2 separate regions of the Mus musculus genome follow, and region 2 is linked to region 1. A link is a loop called in an ENCODE intact Hi-C map of the cell type or tissue named here. Cell type or tissue: heart. All regions are shown on one strand. Links, peaks and the distances in the headings refer to the core of each region. The heading gives the core; the rest is flanking DNA. Region 1 overlaps Rprd1b (regulation of nuclear pre-mRNA domain containing 1B). Region 2 has its middle 20 kb from the start of Snhg17.

Evidence for each region. Hi-C counts contacts between places; a loop is a spot of excess contacts. Peaks named below come from ENCODE experiments on the same cell type or tissue, not always from the same donor. Only the 100,000 strongest peaks of a DNase experiment are listed, where the experiment ranks them.
Region 2: it touches region 1 in a loop (2.2-fold over the local background); 7 of 42 quality-filtered maps call a loop at or near these places.

What each region holds. Positions count from the first base shown.
Region 1 is chr2:158,060,024-158,069,471 of GRCm38, forward strand. All of the region lies in intron 6 of Rprd1b (regulation of nuclear pre-mRNA domain containing 1B), which reads left to right. Among named protein-coding and RNA genes, the nearest start is that of 2010009K17Rik, 27 kb to the right of the region's middle. In heart, for the core only: a CTCF peak has its summit at 4,931; DNase peaks (open chromatin) are centred at 4,668 and 5,288; H3K4me3 peaks cover 612 bases; H3K27ac peaks cover 4,402 bases.
Region 2 is chr2:158,336,420-158,345,867 of GRCm38, forward strand. No RefSeq gene overlaps it. Among named protein-coding and RNA genes, the nearest start is that of Snhg17, 20 kb to the right of the region's middle. In heart, for the core only: a CTCF peak has its summit at 3,971 (motif pointing left); no DNase peak of the experiment used is centred there; H3K27me3 peaks cover 796 bases.

The DNA of each region.
Region 1 (9,448 bases), core at 667-8,666:
GATCTGTCAGACATTGATTATCATGAGCAGCTGTTGTTGGGTAGAACGTGGCCAGCCACCATAGAGGACAGTCTTTGAGAAGGAGACTGTTGTAGAGCCAGTTAACCCTTCGTTCTGTTTCTTCCCCATTTATAATTAGGTATCTGTCGGATGGGGGATAGGGCTGGGCTTTTGCAGAATAGGTAGCTTACTGGATACCCCAAGAAGTTATGAGGTACAGAAGATCAGAGGTCAGTCATTTTGTAGCTTTGGCAGCTTTATTGTTGCTAGTTCACCGAATAGCATGTCATTGTTGAGGATGGAGGAGGAAGATCCTGGCATCGCAAGGCAGTTAGAGCTCAGGGTTCCTGTCCCAAACCATATCAACCAGCTGGCTGGGCTGGACCATTCATTGTGAAAATAAAATGAAGTTTGCTGCAATTTAAAAAGCAAATGTCTAGATAAAATATAAAAGGCTGAGGTATGGCATTAGCTCTTTATCCGTGCAGACATGAACAGTCTGCTCTTCTGAATTTAAGATTTCCTCTCACCCATTATAGTAGGCTGATCTTCTTCCATTCTGTCCTGATGGTGATGATAATGCCCAGAGTGCAGCCTGAGGAAAGGCTTGGTGCTGCATATTCCTCCACCTTCCTTCCATAGCACAAACAGTTCTTGACAGTGCCAAATTGAGAGGCCGGTTAAATCTGTTTGGAAACCTTTCATTGTCTTCGGAGTATAAATGCTACAGTTGATGGACTCCTGGACATAGAGTTGTTTTCTTGGGAGTCTCTCTCCACAATTCTAATTAGCTAACAGTCAAGTTTTTCTGTATTTTATTCTTTTAGCTTTGTTTATCCTTCAGATAGCAAGCATCTCTCTCATTGAGAACTTCATGTTGGGTTTCTAGTGACTTCTGAACCTTGAAGGGGTGGGGCACTAGATCAGAATTTGGAGGGAAGGGGGACCCATTTTGGCTCACAGAAGGAAATTGCATAGTCTGTGTCAACATCATAGATGAACATGAAACCAGACAGCTAATGGAGTTAAGACAATCAACAATTTTAGTTGTGGTTTAAGATACTGAGAGTAAAGCCTTTTTGTAAAAGGAACTGGCGATTGGAGAAGAGAGATGTGTGTATAAGAGGGGAGCAGCCAGAGGCCTGGACAGTTTGTGAAGAGACATAGCATGGATGGACCTAGGCAGTAGAGACCCTGTGGGGAACTGGGGTCTCGTGTGCAGGTGGGGTCTCGTGTGCAGGGAGAAACCAGCTCACCTGCTCACATGGACACATTGCAAAGATGGGTCCGATGCACGCCCGGCTGGAGGTGCTGCTCTGAGCAAGGCTTTCCCTGAGGACAGGAGCCTGTGTCCTTTTTCTCCTTAACTTCCCTCCAGAGAGAGAACTGCAGCAAGCAAAGACTTAATGGAGAGTGTGGGAAGGCTTAGAGGAAGGAGCATCTTAGAGCTCACCATGTTTCTATTGAAACAGACCAAGAGAAATGTATGAATAACATTAATTTGACTATATGTTTATTAATGATGTATGCACAGTGTCAAATGCACAAGTACTTTCTAAACACCAGCCACCTTAGCCAACCTCCTTAGGTCTGGTGGGCATTGTGCTCTTTGACTGTGGTCATAGCACTAGGAGCATACTTGTTCTCAGAAAATGCTTGCTCTTGACTCCGATTCCTTAGGGGAAGTCATCTTTTCCTATAGAGAGAGCTGTTTCTAGGTCCATTAAGTGATGTGAGAGATTTGATTTCATATCTGGTTGCAGAGAAGGTATTAGTAAAGGTGACTGTGGGAGAAAATCATACGGTTTCCCCTTTGTGCAGCTGCCCTTCCTTTTTCCTTTAAGTGGAATTAGGATTCATTTAGAAATGATGGCTTTTTTAAGCCATTTTATGCTTCTGAGTGTCATGGTTGGCACTATTGTACCACTCTTCTCCTAAACTACAAGCAAGGTCAAAGGGACAGCTAATGCAAATCTGCAGTACTTTGTGCCGAAAACCTAGAAATAGAAAAGAAGACTGGAAGGGACTGGTGTTACTCACAGCTACAGTGTGGGGTCTAAAGCAAGGTGGACTGAAAAGGGTAAAAGCCAAAGGTACCAGAACAGCTTCCAGACATGACTGTCAGAACAAGGGAACTTTTGTTTCTTGCTGACAAAGGTGACTCTTGGGCCAAGCAGGTGCTTAAAGCTCACAAGTCTTAGTCTGAGCAGGTTGATCAGAGTTCCTGTCCTGTCATTTTGGATGAAATATGCATATGTTCATCAGAGCTATCAGGATGGGATGGGGGAAAGGTGGAAGAGAGAAGTTGCTTGTACAAGCTTTAAAGTAAAACAAAACAAGAAGTCAGGTGCCTGCAGTCTCACCTCCCAGCACAGCAGCTTCATACATTAAACCATGGTGTGTGTCCATCTAGACCAGAAGGGGCTGGCTATGGTATACAGACTGCCATAAGGACAGAGCTCTAAATGAATTCCTGGCTAGAGATTTGTTTGTAGGTTGAGGTGAAATTGCAAAACATAAAGTGAACCATTTGCAAGAGCGTACATTTCAGTGACATTTAGTACTTCCTAGTACAGAGCAGCTATCCTCTGTAAAGACTCAAACATTTTCATCACTGCAGAGGGGAACCCCATCCCTGTTAGGCAGTCACTCCCTGTGCCCTCACCCTCTCTGCTCCTGGGAACCACTAATATGCTTTCTGTCTGGACAGTGCTTCTCCTGGGGATTTTACATACTCGTGTCTCTTCTTTCAGTTAGGTAATAATTTGAGGTTTATCCACAAAGTTCCATGTACTAGTACTGTGTTCCTACTGAGGATAAATATTAGTGCAAATATTGATAATTATTGCAATAGTAGTAGCTAGTACCTGTTATATGGATCTGCCACAATGTGTTCATTATTATTGAATGGCATTTGAGTCACATCTACTTTTTGGTTACAGTGAACAATGAATAATGCTTCTGTAGATAGTCACATAACAAGTTTTTGTAGACATGTTTTCATTTCTCTTGGGTATGTGTTATACTAGGGTTGGGATTGCCAGATCAAATTGCAATAGTGATTCTGTATTTAACCTTTTGACACTCACATGCCAAACGGTTGCCCATGATGGCTGCTTAGTTTCTGCTTCAGGTCTTCACATTCCTGCCAATACTTACCACTTTTTTCCCCTAACCAGCCTGGGACTGTGAACTTGTACCTGTGGTGATTGATTGGTGTTTCTCAGAATAGCAGTAGTGATGAGCATCATTGCCTAATCCAGGACCTTAGGTGTCCTTGTGGCAAGCATGTCTATTCAAGTCGCTTTGTACGCTTTCAAGTTGGGTTATTTGCAGTTTGAGTCTGTGTGTTCTTTATGTATTCAGATAGTTGTGTTCTTACCAGACAACATTTGCATAAATTTTTTCCTACTGTGAAGGTTATTTTTATTTATTTATTTTTTAAATTATTTTTATTTTAATGAGTTTCAATTTTACTCTAATTTTTCCTGTTGGTCTTGTTTTGGATGTTGCATCTAAGAAACCATTGGCCAGTTGTAAGACATGAAGATTCCTCATTGTGCTTTTTAGGAGCTTTAGTGTCTGACATGAGTTTTGTATATGGTGTGAGGAAGAGAGTCAGCTCCTGATAAGAGAAGCTGTTCATTTGCCCAGCAGGATTTGTTGAAATGACTGCTTTTTCCTCCAACTGAATGTGTGACACCCTGACACCCTTGTCAAAAAATGATTGGCCATAGATGTATGCATTCTCCGGTGTGTACCACGGATGTCTGCATGCCTTCCGATGGCACCTCACTTTAGTGTCCAGCTCTGTAGGAAGTTTGAAAGTGAGAAGCACATGTCTTCAGTCTGTTTCCCCCTGTGTTGTTTTGTGTAAGAGCTCTTAAAATTCTGTATCAATTTAGGACTTGCCATCACCTTTTTAATTTCTGCAAAAGAAAAGAAATCCATTTGAGTTTTACGAGTAGTTCCATTTAATCCCTATGGTGGTGGGGTCTTGTCTCTTAGGCCGTGAATAAAAGCTAGATGGCCTTACACTAAGCCCACTTTAATCTCTGCAGCAGAATTTTAATAAGCATAGCAGAGTGTCACTTACTGGTGTGTTTGGCACTGTGTAGGCACCGTAAGTCTCCCTGGTCAAGCCAGTGGTACTCCTCATCTCTAGAAGGCATGCATATGTACCCTCTGCAAAGTTACCAGGGTACCCACATTACAAAGCAGAGTGACACAGGTGCCTGGATATCCATGTAACGGAATTATTGAGCTAAAGGGATTTTAAAGGTCTTGTGGTTTGATTTATGAATTGGTGAAGGAACTCGGACCCAGAGGAGGAAGCTAGCTACAGGGCAGGAATAGAATACAGGACACATATCTGGTAACTTTTGTAAGTTTTTGTTCTTGAAACTTCATTCCATGAGACAAACAGCAGGAAGACATCTTATTCTTCTACGAGAGTAGCCAGAGTTGAGTCATTTAGACGGTTCCAAAGCATCCTGTTGTGGAACAATGATAACCTTATGCAGGGAGGTAGCAGTGACTGCAGGCAAGCATCCCAGAATGACTTGTGAGTGTTGAATCTACCCTGCCCCTTGCTGCCCTCTATCTATTGCCTATGCGCATGCTCTGGAGGCAAGGGAGAAATGACCTGATGAACTCGGGCTGTGGCTGTTTCTCTGCACTTGTCACCTCTTCCTGGCCTGTAATGAATCCTTAAGAATTTGACTTCAGACAACACAGCTGGGAGGGCAGAATGATGTAGAATCCAGCATTGCTGTGTGACTCTTTGTATTTCTGTTCACTGCAGGTTTTAACAACTCGGGAAATTCTTTGGCTCCAGTCAAGGAATTTCTAAACCACACTGATGGCCTGTTGGTTTTGGCAGCATCTCTTCCTCAGGGTGCAGATGCTTAGAAACCATTGTTTCAACAGTGGGACAAACAGTAGGTGGAGATAGAGAGTTCTTTTGCCCAGCTTTGGAATATATTCTTCCTCTTTCACACATGATCAAAACCAGTATCTTATCTCACTGTCCCTTATAGTAAATGCAAGCAATCATAAAAGAATTAGTCTTGTCTTTTATAAAGGAATTAATCTCTAGGTTTATATAAGGAGCTCAAGGTCATAGTGTCAGTGAGAGATCTCCTGACCTTAGTGAATGTGACTAGACCTGCCTCACACGGAGCTTGTCAGGACAGTCAAGTGGCCCTGAATACCTGCACTTGCAGGGCACAGCTCTGACCTCACTAGACGAGTGTTGTCAGCTCTAAGGGCAGTTAGAACGGATACTGAAGCAGGCGATTTTGCTCGCTCCTGCCAGGTGATCACAGGGTCTGGTACTTGGATCCTTTCCATAGCAGGCTTGTTCCCTGCCTTGTCACCTGCTTTGTTAGGGAAGTCTCCTCCATCCCCACTCCTTCATGTTTTCCTCCAATCTGTGAGGACACCTTGTTGAGTTGGTATTTGAAGTTCCATGAGTGGCATGGGGCTGGACATTGGGGTATTGGACTCCTCTTGGTCCTTTCTCTTCGCCAACCCTAATAGTTCTGGCCAGATCTACATCTAGCAAGATATGAGTGGTATGTGTGAGTGCAAGCGCATATAGGGCTCAGGGTTGAAACCCAGGACCTCACTCATGCTTGGCAAGTGCTGTGTCATTGAGCTACACCCAACCCAGTACTGGCAGCCTTGAACCCCCCTCTGAGCAGCCCTGCAGAGATGGAGTAGGTGGCACATACAGTGTGCAGGTTTCAAGCCGGCTCTACCTCTCCCCCAATTCTTGCTATTTAGCCATTCTTACTCCGAATATTCTGTTCTTTCTTTTTTTTTTTTCTCCTCTTTATAAAAATAATAAACCAGAGAAAACCTGGATGATATATATAAAGAAAAAAATCATCATCTCATTACTTTATAACTACAAAGAATTAGTTTTAATTTAATTTCTTTCTGTTAAATTTAAAATGGAGAGCCAAGCATGGTGGAACAGACCTGTAATTCCAACAGTGAGAAGTTGAGGCAAAAGGATCCTAAGTTGCAGGCCATTGCAAACCTGGGCTATATGTGGTGAGGCACATTTCTCCCCACAAAGAGAAATTTGTAAAATAAGATGTGATGTGTAGAGTTTCTAAGTCTTGGGTTTGTTTGTTTGTTTGTTTACTTTGCATAACTACTTTCCTTGCTAAAAGAAGCTGTGAGCAGTTCGGATTCCTCCGCTCCCTTGTGAGCGTTTCTCTCTTCACTCTTCCTCTCCATTTTATTCTGTACCTCTTTTGGTAACTGGTGTTTGGATGATTTTCCTGTAGATTTCTAGAGCTGTTTCTGTGTGTCCTTCTGCATACTGGAGGGTGTCTGTTTCAGGGTCTTCCCCCTACTCCACCTCTGTCTTAGGAGCTGTCATTCTCTTCTGAAACTTACAGATGCAGCTCCCCACCCCCAAGTTAAGGAGAGTGTTTGTTTTGTTTTGTTTGTAAGGAGTGAATAGTGAAGAGTTAATTAGGCAGAGTGGGCTGGCTTCTGGCTTTTAAGTGATCTTGTTTGCATTAGTGACAGCTGTGGGGAATGGCAGATACTTAGAACACTGACTTGAGTGAGCATAATTTTAAGAGTAGGGTTCAGATGACAGACATTTGAGCTGTGGTAGCTAACTGTTTGCCCCAGTGTGTGCTATTTTAGTCTGTGTGAATGCCCTGCTGTTAAGCTGGGCCTCTACTCTCACTTCAGAGCTGGTGCTTTGGGAAAGGGGAAGCTGCAGGATGGTTGAATGCTTTGCAGCCTAGAAGTTACATCTCTGTTTCTTTTTGTAATGCAGGTATACACAGCTGTAATCTCTGAATTCAGAAGGCTGAGGAAGGAGGATTGTGATATGAGCTCAAGGGTAGCTTTAAGTCTTAAGATGAGACTACCTTAAAAAAAAAAAAAGTAAGGAGTGGGGCAGATGGCTCAGTGGTCCCAAGAAGTGTGCACTGCTCTCGCAGAGCACCCATTTCATGACCTAGTACCTACGTGGGGTTCACAACCACCTCCTGTTCTTTGAGAGGACCCGAATTCAGTTCCCAGCATCCATTGTCTGGCAGCTCATAACAGCCTGTGATGTGAGCTCCAGCAGACTCCCAGTCTGGCTTTGACTTCCCAGGAATACCTGCACGCATGTGCACTCCTCCCTGTCCCACCATATATATAATTTAAAAGTAATAATTAAAAATTTAAATTAAGTAAAACCTGCCTAAAACTCCTGCTCTAGAGGATCTGACCCCCTCTTCTGCCTTCCTTGGGCAACTACACTCATATACCCACACCACCCAGACATATAATTTTAAAACTAAATGAAATAGTTCAACAGAAGGAAGAGCTTAAAACAAGGCCAGAGCTAGTCTTTTTGTGTAGGACAACCTCCTGGTTACTACAGGGAGTAAACATGGACCTTAAGATGGCTCCGTATACCACCAGGCCACCGTGGCTCCGCCTACCTCCTTGTTCATTCCTTTCATGGTTTGGGTCCTTTATCTTGAAGTATTATTTGGAAAAAGGTGTGCTTAAGTTTCTTTTTTAAATTTAGCATACATAGTAAATTTCAACACGGTAAAATTACCCAGCAAGGAAGGCCTCTGAGTACCCTTGAGACTAGCATAGTGGTCATGAGTGGGTGGGTCCAGTTCTCCATGCTGTCCCTGGTGGTTGCTTTGTTCATAGTGTTTACTTCTAATGGGCATAGCCTGGCTGGGAGTTGTTTCCATAGCATTAGACTTGCCCCACTGTGATACCTTGGTGGGAGCTGCATGGCCTCTTCCAGACCGTCAGGGTCTTACCATTGTGGCCTTTTAGCTCTGATGTGGTTTTTGTTGTTGTTAAAATTTATTTATTTTTTATTTATGTCTATGCGTGTGCATGTGTGTGTGTGTGTGTGTGTGTGAGTTTATGTGCATTATGTGTATGCAGTCGTCCTTGGAAGCCAAAAAGAAAGCATCAGATCTTAAGAGCTGAAGTTCTAGGTGGTTGTGAGGCACCTGATGTGGGTGCTGGGGACTAAACCCCTGTCCTGGAAGAGCAGCAGTTCCTCTCAACTGCTGGGCCACTTCTCCACTTCTTACTTGATTTTTGTCATTTGTAAAGTAACAGTTTTAGTTCTGGGGTAGTTCTCTGTCTTATGACTCCACCTTCTGACCCTCTCTGTAGCATTTAATACTCTGTCTTCACAGAACCTGTTGTTGCCACAACCTCCTAGTTTTCTCTGTTGCACCTCCTGGTTTCTCAGATTGACCTGTGATGGTTTGTATATGCTTGACCCAGGGAGTGGCACTATTAGGAGCTGTGGCCTTTTGGGAATAGGTGTGTCACTGTGGGCATGGGCTTTGAGACCCTCATACTAGCTGCCTAAAAGCCAGTCTTCTAGCTACCTTCAGAACAAGATGTAGAACTCTCAGCTTCTTCTGCTCTGTACAGGCCTGGATGCTGCCATGCTTCCTGCCATGATGATAATGGACTAAAACTCTGAAAAGCCAGCCCCATCTAAATGTTGTCCTTTATAAGAATTACCTTGGTCATGGTGTCTCTACACAGTAATGGAAACCCTGACTAAGACACCCTCTTTAGCTCAGCAATCAGGGCTGATCATAACCTGATGGAGTTCTGAGCATGGTTAAGAGTCTTATCTTTGGCAGGGAACTTCCTCTAGTCTGAGGCTGTTCCCATATGGTCTGGGCTCACTTTGTAGACCAGTTCTTCCTTTCTCCAGGCCTATAGGTAGATGATTTGGAATGTGGTACCACTTAGTTGAAAAATTCTGCTTTTGTTTTTGGGTTTTTTTGTTTTTTTTGTTTTTTTTTTTTTGTTTTTTGTTTTTTTTTTTTTTTTTTTTTTTTGGTTTCTATGTGTCATCCTGGCTGACCTGGAACTCACTTTGTAGACCAGGCTGGCCTCAAACTCAGAAATTCACCTGCCTCTGCCTCCTGAGTGCTGGGACTAAAGGTGTGCGCCGCCACGCCCGGCTCTGTTTTTGTTTTTGTTTTCTTTGTTTTGTTTTGTTTTTGCTTTCCCTCCTAGATTTGGAGGTTGGCTTTTGAGAAGAAAGGGTGCCTCTAGTCAAAGGGCCTTGAGTGTATACTCAAGGCAGTGTCTGATAAGTTTGCTTGACTTTAAGGACAGTCAAATAGTTCATTAGAAGAGGATTTTGTATTTCATTAATAATTCTTTTTCTTCAAATCTACATGTCTCTTTAACATATAAATTAGAAAGAATAAATAGTGCCTATAATGTAATAGTAACTAGGAGGGCTCAGTGTTCTTTTTGCCTCGGATCTGTTCATTCATACCAGTTCTGTCCAAGCCATTTCCATTTAGTCATCCGCAGCACAGCCGTGGTTTCTATTCCTGTTACAGGCCTGTAATTTCAGGGGAAGATGGAGACTAGCCTGAACTACATAAAACCTTGTCTTAAAAAAATAATTTAGTATTTT
Region 2 (9,448 bases), core at 252-8,251, 280 kb after region 1:
GGAAATCAGGGTTCTGAAAGCCACCTGCTAAGAGCCAACACAAAACAATTGTTAAGAAAAGGCTCCAACAAACAGAAAGGATACGGGGTGACTGGGAAGCCATGCACTGCTAGTGCCAGCTAGTCCAGCCATTGAGGGGGCGGGGGGCTACCCTAAAGAGTTACCAGACTGGACGGCTTAAGAGATAAGCAAATATTCTTCACAGTTGGAAACGATGGCAGACAAGATTAAGGTGCTGACAGATCCAGCGCCCCGTGAGGGTGTCTGTCTGGTTGAAAGTTGGCTCTCTTTTCGTTGCACCCTTACTTGATAGAAAGCAAAGAGTCAGAGAGTCAGTCTCTATCTCTTCTTGTAAGGGCACTAACCCCATGGTGAGGGCCCCATCCTCCTGACCCACTTATCTTGCAAAGGCCCCATCTTAAGAAACCATACACATATGAATTGGGAGTGCAGATATTCTTATACCTCTCCCCTTCACACTGACCTTCCTTCATCCCTCTTACCTCCTGTTTGTCAGCCCCATGTTGACACCCATAGCATCGTACACCATCATTTGGACTTCATTATACCAGCAGAAATATACTGTGGGGAAGCAGAGGGTGTGATGTTTATGAACAAGGATGGGTACCACAGACCCACCAGAATTGGCAAAGCCTTCCTCTGGTCTGTGTGGGAATGTTAGCAGAAGACATGTTATACAGAAGTCATGGTGGCAGCTTCCTCTTTCAAGATGTTTACAGCTCCAGTGTGCTCCCCTACAGAGACTAACCACCAAGACTAGCCAACCCCTCCTTCTCCTGCTGGACGTACATAGTAGATACTCTGAGATTCTGGGTTCTTGTATAGTTGGTGCTGCTCCATCAGAGCCAGCATGGCCCATCTAACCCCAGCCTTTCTGTGCATGTGTCCGTGTGTCTGTCCTCTCTTCTTTCCTTCATTACCCCAGTCAGGTTTCCAGAATCAAGCCGTGCTGCATGGACCAATAAAGCTCTGATACAGTTAGGCCCTGAGATTGGAACTTGTCTCATTCACAAGTGTTGGCTTTAGTTAATACAAAATATAAAAAAGGATGGACGGAGACTTGGAGGCAAGAGCATTAAGGTATGGGAATTGCCACCTTTTGTAGTAAGTGCTCAGCAAATGGGAGTAACCCTTCGTTTCCCTCAGGAAGAAAGCAGGCATCTACAACCAAATAACCTCTCCTAGTTCACAATTCCAGTAATGTTTGTCATTACCGCTGCAGTTCGTTTGACAGCTAATGGAGGTGCAGGACTGGGAATTGCTGTTTAAGTGCTTTGCCATCTCTTTCCCCTGTGTTTTATGTCTACATCCTAAATAGATTATAATTGCCTTGAGGGCAGGAAGCAGGCGTTACTGCGTCTTCTGTGATTCAGGGCAGGGCTGGTTGGGCCATGTGTACTGTTGATTTGAGTCCCCTCATTTAGTCCAACGCTCCAATCCTCCTGTGGTACGGAGCTGCCCTGGGCCACGAGCCTCCCGTTTATTGCCAGCTGTAAGTGATCTCTAATGCGCACACCGCACACGCTCAGCTGCCCCTGTCTTCCCTACAGACCACTCCTGTTCAGAGCACAGACACCACCGTAAAAGGATTAGCCACTTTGTGCTCACTCTTTCAGAGGCTCTGAACTGTCTGGGGACTTCAGGAGAGAATTGGAAGGTCTATAGGCTAGGAAATGTCAAGTCCAGAGGTGGGAGCCCAAGACCAAAGGCAATAAGAATAGACCTTTCAGAGGGTGACCCTGAACCAAAGCTTGCACAGGTTTTGGCCCTTCCCTTTCGGCATGCTCCCCTGCTCTGGAGCACCATAATTCGAGCCAGGCTCACCTGGCACTTCCCTTACCACATCCCAGGTTATTCTTCTCCTCAGACAACTCTGTCTCCTTTTACTGGCAAAGGAACCTGAGAGGCCAAGGTCCAGCCAGAAAAATCTCAAGATGTGCCCGGTGTTGCTGGGTGTCATTGCCTGTGGGACTTGTGAGTGGGCAGAACAAGGATATTCATGCTTCTGTGTTTGTCCATCTATGTGTGTATATACGTATATGTATATTTATTTAGTAAAAACCATGGTTTTCTTTTTTTAAAGGTTTATTTATTATATGTAAGTACACGGTAGCTGTCTTCAGACACTCCAGAAGAGATTCAGTTATCATTACAGATGGTTGTGAGCCACCACGTGGTTGCTGGGATTTGAACTCAGGGCCTTTGGAAGAGCAATCGGTACGCTTAACCACTGAGCCATCTCTCCAGCTCCATGGTTTTCTTTTTGTTTGTTTGTTTCTTTGTTTCTTTTTTTTTTTTTCCAAGACAGGGTTTCTCTGTATAGCCCTGGCTGTCCTGGAACTCACTCTGTAGACCAGGCTGGCCTCCAACTCAGAAATTCACCTGTCTTTGCCTCCCAAGTGCTGGCATTACGCCCAGCACAACCGTGGTTTTCTACCACCATTCCTGATTCCAACCCAACACTACACAGAGTTCATTCTAGTTCTTTCTTATTTGCCTATTTTTGAACTCGGAGCCTCACAAGAGCTAGGCAAGGGCTCTACCACTCACCTATACCCCTCAACCCTCCTTATTTGTAACTTTTTTTTTCTTAACAGAGAACCCTGGCTCTCAATAGTCACAGTTCATTTTACCAAAGAGCTCAGTCGCCATATACTGGTATTTACAGAACAGATCTGTGCATGATCCTTTTAACAGACAGTCTTACATCCTCCAGTCAAAATACTGTCTTCAGGGTCTCAGCTTGCTCATCAGTAACACGGGCTCATGTGGCACCCCTCATTGGCCTTTGAAATCACTTGAGAGCATCAGAAAGAATGTTGACATCATCCGTCACCCATCTTGGATGGATCCTTGGCTCCTTCCAACCATTTCCGGTTGGTTCCCAGACATTAATAGCCTTTGTAGTCAATTCTTGACATTTGTTTTCTTAAGCTTATATTTTTCAGTAAATCACCCTGCTTTTAAAGGAAATTAGCATTGAGTTTCTTTTTCGATTTATTTATTGTATGTATATACGTACTCTATCTGCATGTGCACTAATGTGTCAGAAGAGGACATCAGATCCAGTTATAAATGGTTGTCAGTCGTCATGGGTTGCTGTGATTTGAACTCAGGACCTCTGGAAGAGCAGTCAGTGCTCTTAACCGCTGAGCCACCTCTCCAGCCCGCATTACATTGTTTTAAGTACTCTAGTTTTCCAGTTCTCTACCAAAACATGCTTGCTTGGCTAAGAGAACAGTGTTGCCTAGTAGGATTTGACCATAGTACTTAGACATAGGAAGGGGTGATGCTGAACCCACCTAGCCTTGGTTTGACTGTGCTGGCCCCACGGACGTGGACAATCACGTGACTCCTGGAAAGAATTCTAGAAGTTGAAGCGATCCCCGTGGAAGACAGTGTCACTAGCTGATCTGTGATCTTCCAAGTGGAAGCTCTGGCCTCACCCCTCTGCCCACCTCCACCCTGCACCTCAGAATGGGACTGTGATTGGAGACATATAGCCTTTGGGAATTTGACTGAATTAAAATCCAGCAATCGGGGCACCTGGTCCAATCTCACCAAGCAGGAGTAGAGGAAATACAGGTGAGCAGAGACACCCGGGTGCTTACGCCCAGGGAGACAACAGCATGAGGCCAAGGAGAGCGGCCTCTGAAGAATGGGTCCCTTCCAAGGCCTCCATCTCTGCTTCTAGTCACCAATCACCCAGGCTGGGGCAATCTGCCATGGCGGCCCTGGAGACCCTGTAAAGAGGGCCTCTGCATTTTGCTCTGCCTATTCTTTTTATTTGACTTCTATCTCCAGTAAATATGCACCCATGCATTATTTATGCAATTAAAATGCATATTAACTGTCTTGTGCTTATTCTTCTGTCCTCCATGCTAATTGGACTTCCTCTGAGTATATTGTTTTGGCCCTCCTTAGGCTGCCTCGTGGCGCCCTCTAGAGGCTGTGGCCCAGAACGCAGCTCTTCAGTTAATCTTATTTATTTTAGTGAAGGACCGGGATTCATTCGTTTCTTCCTGTTTTCAATCCGTCTTTTCTCACATCTATTTTGCTGCTCTCTTTATGTCTTTATGAGTTGAATTCATCTTTCATTCATCTGTTTTCTTCTTTTTCAGAAATGACATTTTCCTTTCAATTCGATCTTAGCTGAATCGCATCACTTTAAAAAAAAGATTTATTTTTATTTTATGTGTATGAGTGTTTGTCAGAATGTATGTCTATGCACACATGTGTGCCTGGTGTCTGCAGAGGATGTGGGCTGCCAGGTGGGTCCTCTGCAAGAGCAGCCAGTGCTCTTAACCCCTGAGCCATCTCTCCAGCCCTTGGATCTCATCACTTTTGATGCAATGTGTTTTTGGTTTGTTTCTTTTTTTCTCATTTGAATTTGAACTTGCAATTTTGACTTCCCGTTGCTCTCACATGGAACTGAAGAGGGGGTGCCAAGTGTTTTGGGTGTTTGGTCTTTGTGTCCTTTCTACTGTTGATTTAATTTAAGGTTGACTGATTGTTAAGTAACATGGCGTCTGGTGTTTCTATCATGGGAACACACTGTGTTAGTCACTTGTCTTGTTGCTGTGACAAAACACCCTGATAAAGGTAGTGTACAGAGAGAGGGGGTTTCTTTTGGCTCACAGTTTGAGGGTACAGTCATCATGGTTTAGAAGTCGGGATGCTGGGAGCTTGAGGAAGCTGGTCACATTGCATCTACAATGAAAAAAAGAGATGATCGCTGGTGCTTAGCCTGCCATCTCCTTTCCATTCAGCCTGGTACCTCAGGCTATGAAGTGTTGCTCCCCACAGGAAAAGTGAGTCGTCCCAACTTAACCTAATCTAGATAACCCATCACAGCCAAACCCAGAGGTTTGTTTTCTAAATGATTCTGGACCCTGTCAAGTTGACAATGCACACCATAGATCACCACAGCCCCAGTCTGCCTTGTAAACGCTTCTGTGTGTCTCTGTAAGGCATGGCCACTCTGTGCAGGTCACTTGCTGTGACACTACCTTGTGCAGTGGCCTGGCTGGCTGTTCAGATCAGATCCCCAACCTGACCTGTGACTGCAGCTCACACTTAGTCCTCTGTCACCCTTGACTCAGTGTGGACTTGTTGACTTGTTCATTCAGCTGGACTTATGCAAGAGTGATGTTGGTCATTTCGATTCTCTCCCTCCTGTGCCCTAGGTGGCAGATAAGGTGAGGCCCACAGTACAGATAAAATCACAAGAGACAAATAAAATAAAATCAATAACAAAAAACTAAAAATTAAAATATAAGGCCAGGCAGTGGTGGTCCATGCCTTTCATCCTAACACTTGGAAAGTAGAGCCAGGAAGATCTCTGTGAGTTTGAGACCAGCCTAGTCTATGAAGTAAGTTTCATCCAGGAGTGTCAGGGATATTACACAGAGAAAACCTGTTTTGGAAAAATAAAGTAACTAATTAAAATAAAATACATTTAAGAGTTGTCTGAATCACATAAAAGTGTCCACCTTGGTGGACACTGTGAAATATATGCCAAGGTGTGCCGGGTAGTTATGACATGCAACAGATCTGGTGTAAGGAGGTTTGTTAGGGCAAGGGAGGAGATTGGCAACCTGGAGAATGGGTAGAGGCAGCAGAGTAGACATGCAGACGGATAGGAGCAGAGCCATGAAGGCAGAGAAAAAGATGGGCACAGACAAGAACAAAAACTATAGATTCCCTTTTCCTGTCTAGAGGCAGTGACCGTCCTGTGTCACTGCTTCCCAACATATGTCCCTATCTGGAGTCTCTGACAGTTTGCATCCTGTGAAATCTCAGGTTTGTCCAACTTTCTTCAGTCTCTCCTTCCGACTGTGGCAGCCAGATTCTGCACAGCGGGTTCTTCCTAAAGAAGTCATCATTTCCAGAAGGCTCGGAAGTGACAGACACAGATGGTCACACATATGAAGACCAAAGATAGGTACCAGCCCCTCCTGCCTGGTTTCATCCAAGGAAGCTCCCACAAAGAGTTGGGCCCATTGACTGACTGTCCTGGGGCCTCTCCATCCACCAGTGAGATTCAGAAATGATGACCTGCAAATGGACAAACTGCCATTGGGACTGGATCTCAAGTTCTGTGGAGTCTAGAGATCGGCTACCTCTCTTGACCTCTGAGGTCTCTTCACTCAATAGATCTCATGAGATTTGTCCCCTAGGCTCCAGAAAATCAGTAAGGTCAGTTGTGGCATAAAAGAGCCCCTCCAGTTCATGGCACTGAAACTGAGATCAGACTTCAGGCTGGGCTTAGAGACAGGAACTCACAGGCAGTTCCCTTTCTCTCCCCCTGTCCCCGAGCCCCCAGGGATGCTTCAGCCACATCCAGCCTCTTTCTTTGTGGTAACAGGACAATGGCAGCTGATCCAGCCTCACTTTCTTCCATTTAGGAGGTAGCATTTAGAAAGTGAGGTGATGATTATGATAAGAAACGTTGCAAAATAAATGTGTCAGAGCGAGAGGGGTGCAGGAAAGACTTCCCCCAAATGGCTCAGTGGTGTCATGTAAGTTGTAGACTGTGGATTCGTGGAGACCTGCGAAAAGGAAAGATGTCTACCTGTCTATGGACATTTAAAATGTAAAGAGTAATTAACTGACCAGGAATGATGGCACAGGACTGTAATTCTAGCACTCCCGAGATAGTGTTGATGGACCTCTATGAGTTCAAATCCAGCCTGCTCTACATAGTGAGTTCTAGGCCATAGTGAAACCTTGTCTTAAAAAACTAAAATTAAAAAAAAAAAATTTAAAGACATAAGCAATGTGTGATAAGGAGCAATTTTCAGTGAAAGGACTGTTGGGGATACAAATTGTAAGACTTGTGGGCCCAAGCTGAGCATGGTGGCGCACACCTATAATCCCAGCATTCGGGAGGCAGAGGCAGGCGGATTTCTGAGTTCGAGGCCAGCCTGGTCTACAGAGTGAGTTCCAGGACAGCCAAGGCTACACAGAGAAACCCTGTCTCAAAAAAAAAAAAAAAAAGACTTGTGGGCCCAAAGATGGCTGCTATCTAGAGAATATTAGCTATCCATCTGGACACAGAATGTTGGCTCTGTGTGTTAGGGTTGCAATTCCAGTGTGAATGTGCTAGGCTAGCAGCTACATGGCCTGGACATGGACACCTGCACCCACAGCCCTGTCTGGCTATGCTCTCTCCCAGCATGCACTGGTGGCAAGCAGTGTCTGTCCATCTCACGCACCATTTCCCTCCAGCTGTTCCTCAAGCTCTGAGATTGGCGTAAGTGTTCCCAGGGCAACAGCAATGCATGAGTTCTCCAATACAATGCTCAGAGAAAGCCAGACACAAAGGACCTTGTGCTGTGTGCGCTCCATTTATGTAACTTTCAAAAATAGGCAACGCAATCTATGCAGTCTGAAGTTGGGACACAGTTTCCTTAGAGCAACGACTGAGCAGACAATAAGGAGAACTTACAGGGTGCAAGTCAATCGCATTTCCGGATCCCAGCAGCTATAACCGCATGCCCACCTTATGAAAATGTTTAGCAGGCTGGAGAGATGGCTCAGAGGTTAAGAGCACTGACTATTCTTCCAGAGGTCCTGAGTTCAACTCCAAGCACCCACATGGTGGCCCACAACCATCTATAATGCATATAATTCCCTCTTCTAGTGTGTCTAAAGGCAGCTACACTGTACTCATATACATAAAAAGGGAATAAATATATCTTTTTTGTTTGTTTGTTTTCTAGACAGGGTTTCTCTGTGTAGCCCCGGCTGTCCTGGAACTCACTCTGTAGACCAGGCTGGCCTCGAACTCAGAAATCCACCTGCCTCTGCCTCCCAAGTGCTGGGATTAAAGGCATGTGCCACTACCACCCAGCGAATAAATATCTCTTTAAAAAAGAAAATAAGTTGTTTAGCACTGTACTGCCTAGAGCATGCATTGTGTGGCATAGTCCAGCCAGGATCTCCCGTCTGGTCTCCAGGCTGGCTTCTCATCATTCATTCACATTTAAGCTTAGTTGTGAGTTGGTTGGCCTTTAATTCTAGTGCTGGGAAGGCAGAGGGATATGGATTATTGTGAGATAGAGGCTAGCCTGGTGTACATAGAAAGAAAGACCCGATCTCAAACAAATAAAAAACTTTATTATTGGTGTGCGTGCATGCCTGTGTGTGTGTGTGTGTGTGTGTGTGTGTGTGTGTGTGTGTGTGTGTGATTATGTATATGTTCCAGAGATTGAACACAAGTTGTCAGGTTGTATGGTAGTCCTTTCTCCTGTTGATCCATCTCATCCCTCCCCCAATTTTTGCATGTTTGTCTATGTTCAAATGTACATGGGTGCATGTGTATGCATGAAGACCAGACAATATCCTGAGATGTCACTCCTGAGGAGGTATCTCCCTAGTTTTTTCTTTTTTAAAGACAGAGTTCTTTTACTGGGACTGAGGCTGATTCTAGGCCAGGCCGGGAGCCCCAGGAAGCTACCTGTCTCTGACGCCCTAGCACCGAGATTACATCTCTATGCCTGGAACTTTACAGGGGCTCCGGGGCTCAAACTCAGTAACTCATGCTTATACGTCAAGCCCTTTACCAGCAATGCCATTTCCCCAGAGCTGATCCACACATTTTTAAAGCTCTCCTGCCCTTACATATCGCTAATCTTTTTGGTTTTGTTCAATTCAAGCTTATTTTTTAAACCATACCTAAAAACAAAATTGTGCATATTTGGAGGAGGGCATGAAATGTTTTGATACATACGTTATGAAGTGTTTAATCAGGGTAGACATGTTGTGTGTGCTGACTGGTTTTGTATCAACTTGACACAAGCTAAAGTCATTTACGAGGAGAGAGCCTCAATTGAGAAAATGTCTCTGTAAGATTGGGCTGTAGGTATGCTTATAGAGCATTTTCTTTTCTTTTCTTTTTTTTAAAGATTTATTTATTATTATATCTAAGTACATTGTAGCTATCTTCAGATGCACCAGAAGAGGGCGTCAGATCTCATTACGGATGATTGTGAGCCACCATGTGGTTGCTGGGATTTGAACTCAGGACCTTCAGAAGAGCAGTCGGTGCTCTTAACCACTGAGCCATCTCTCCAGAGCATTTTCTTAATTAATGATTGGTGGGGGAGGGTTTAGCCCGTTGTTGGGTCATTCCTGGGCTGGTGGTTCTGGGTTCTATAGGAAAGCAGGTTGAGCAAGCCATGAGAAGCAAGCCAGTAAGTAATATCCCTCCATGGCCTCTGCATCAGCTCCTGTCTCCAGTTCCTGCCCTACTTGAGTTCCTGTCCTGACTTCCTTTGATGATGAACAGTGATGTGGAAGTGGAAGCCAAACAAAGCCCTTCCTCCCCAAGATGTTTTTGGTCATGGTGTTTATCACAGCACTGGTGACTCTAAAACAACATGTCTACCTCCTCACTTCTTTATGGGAGAAAAATTCTGAATAA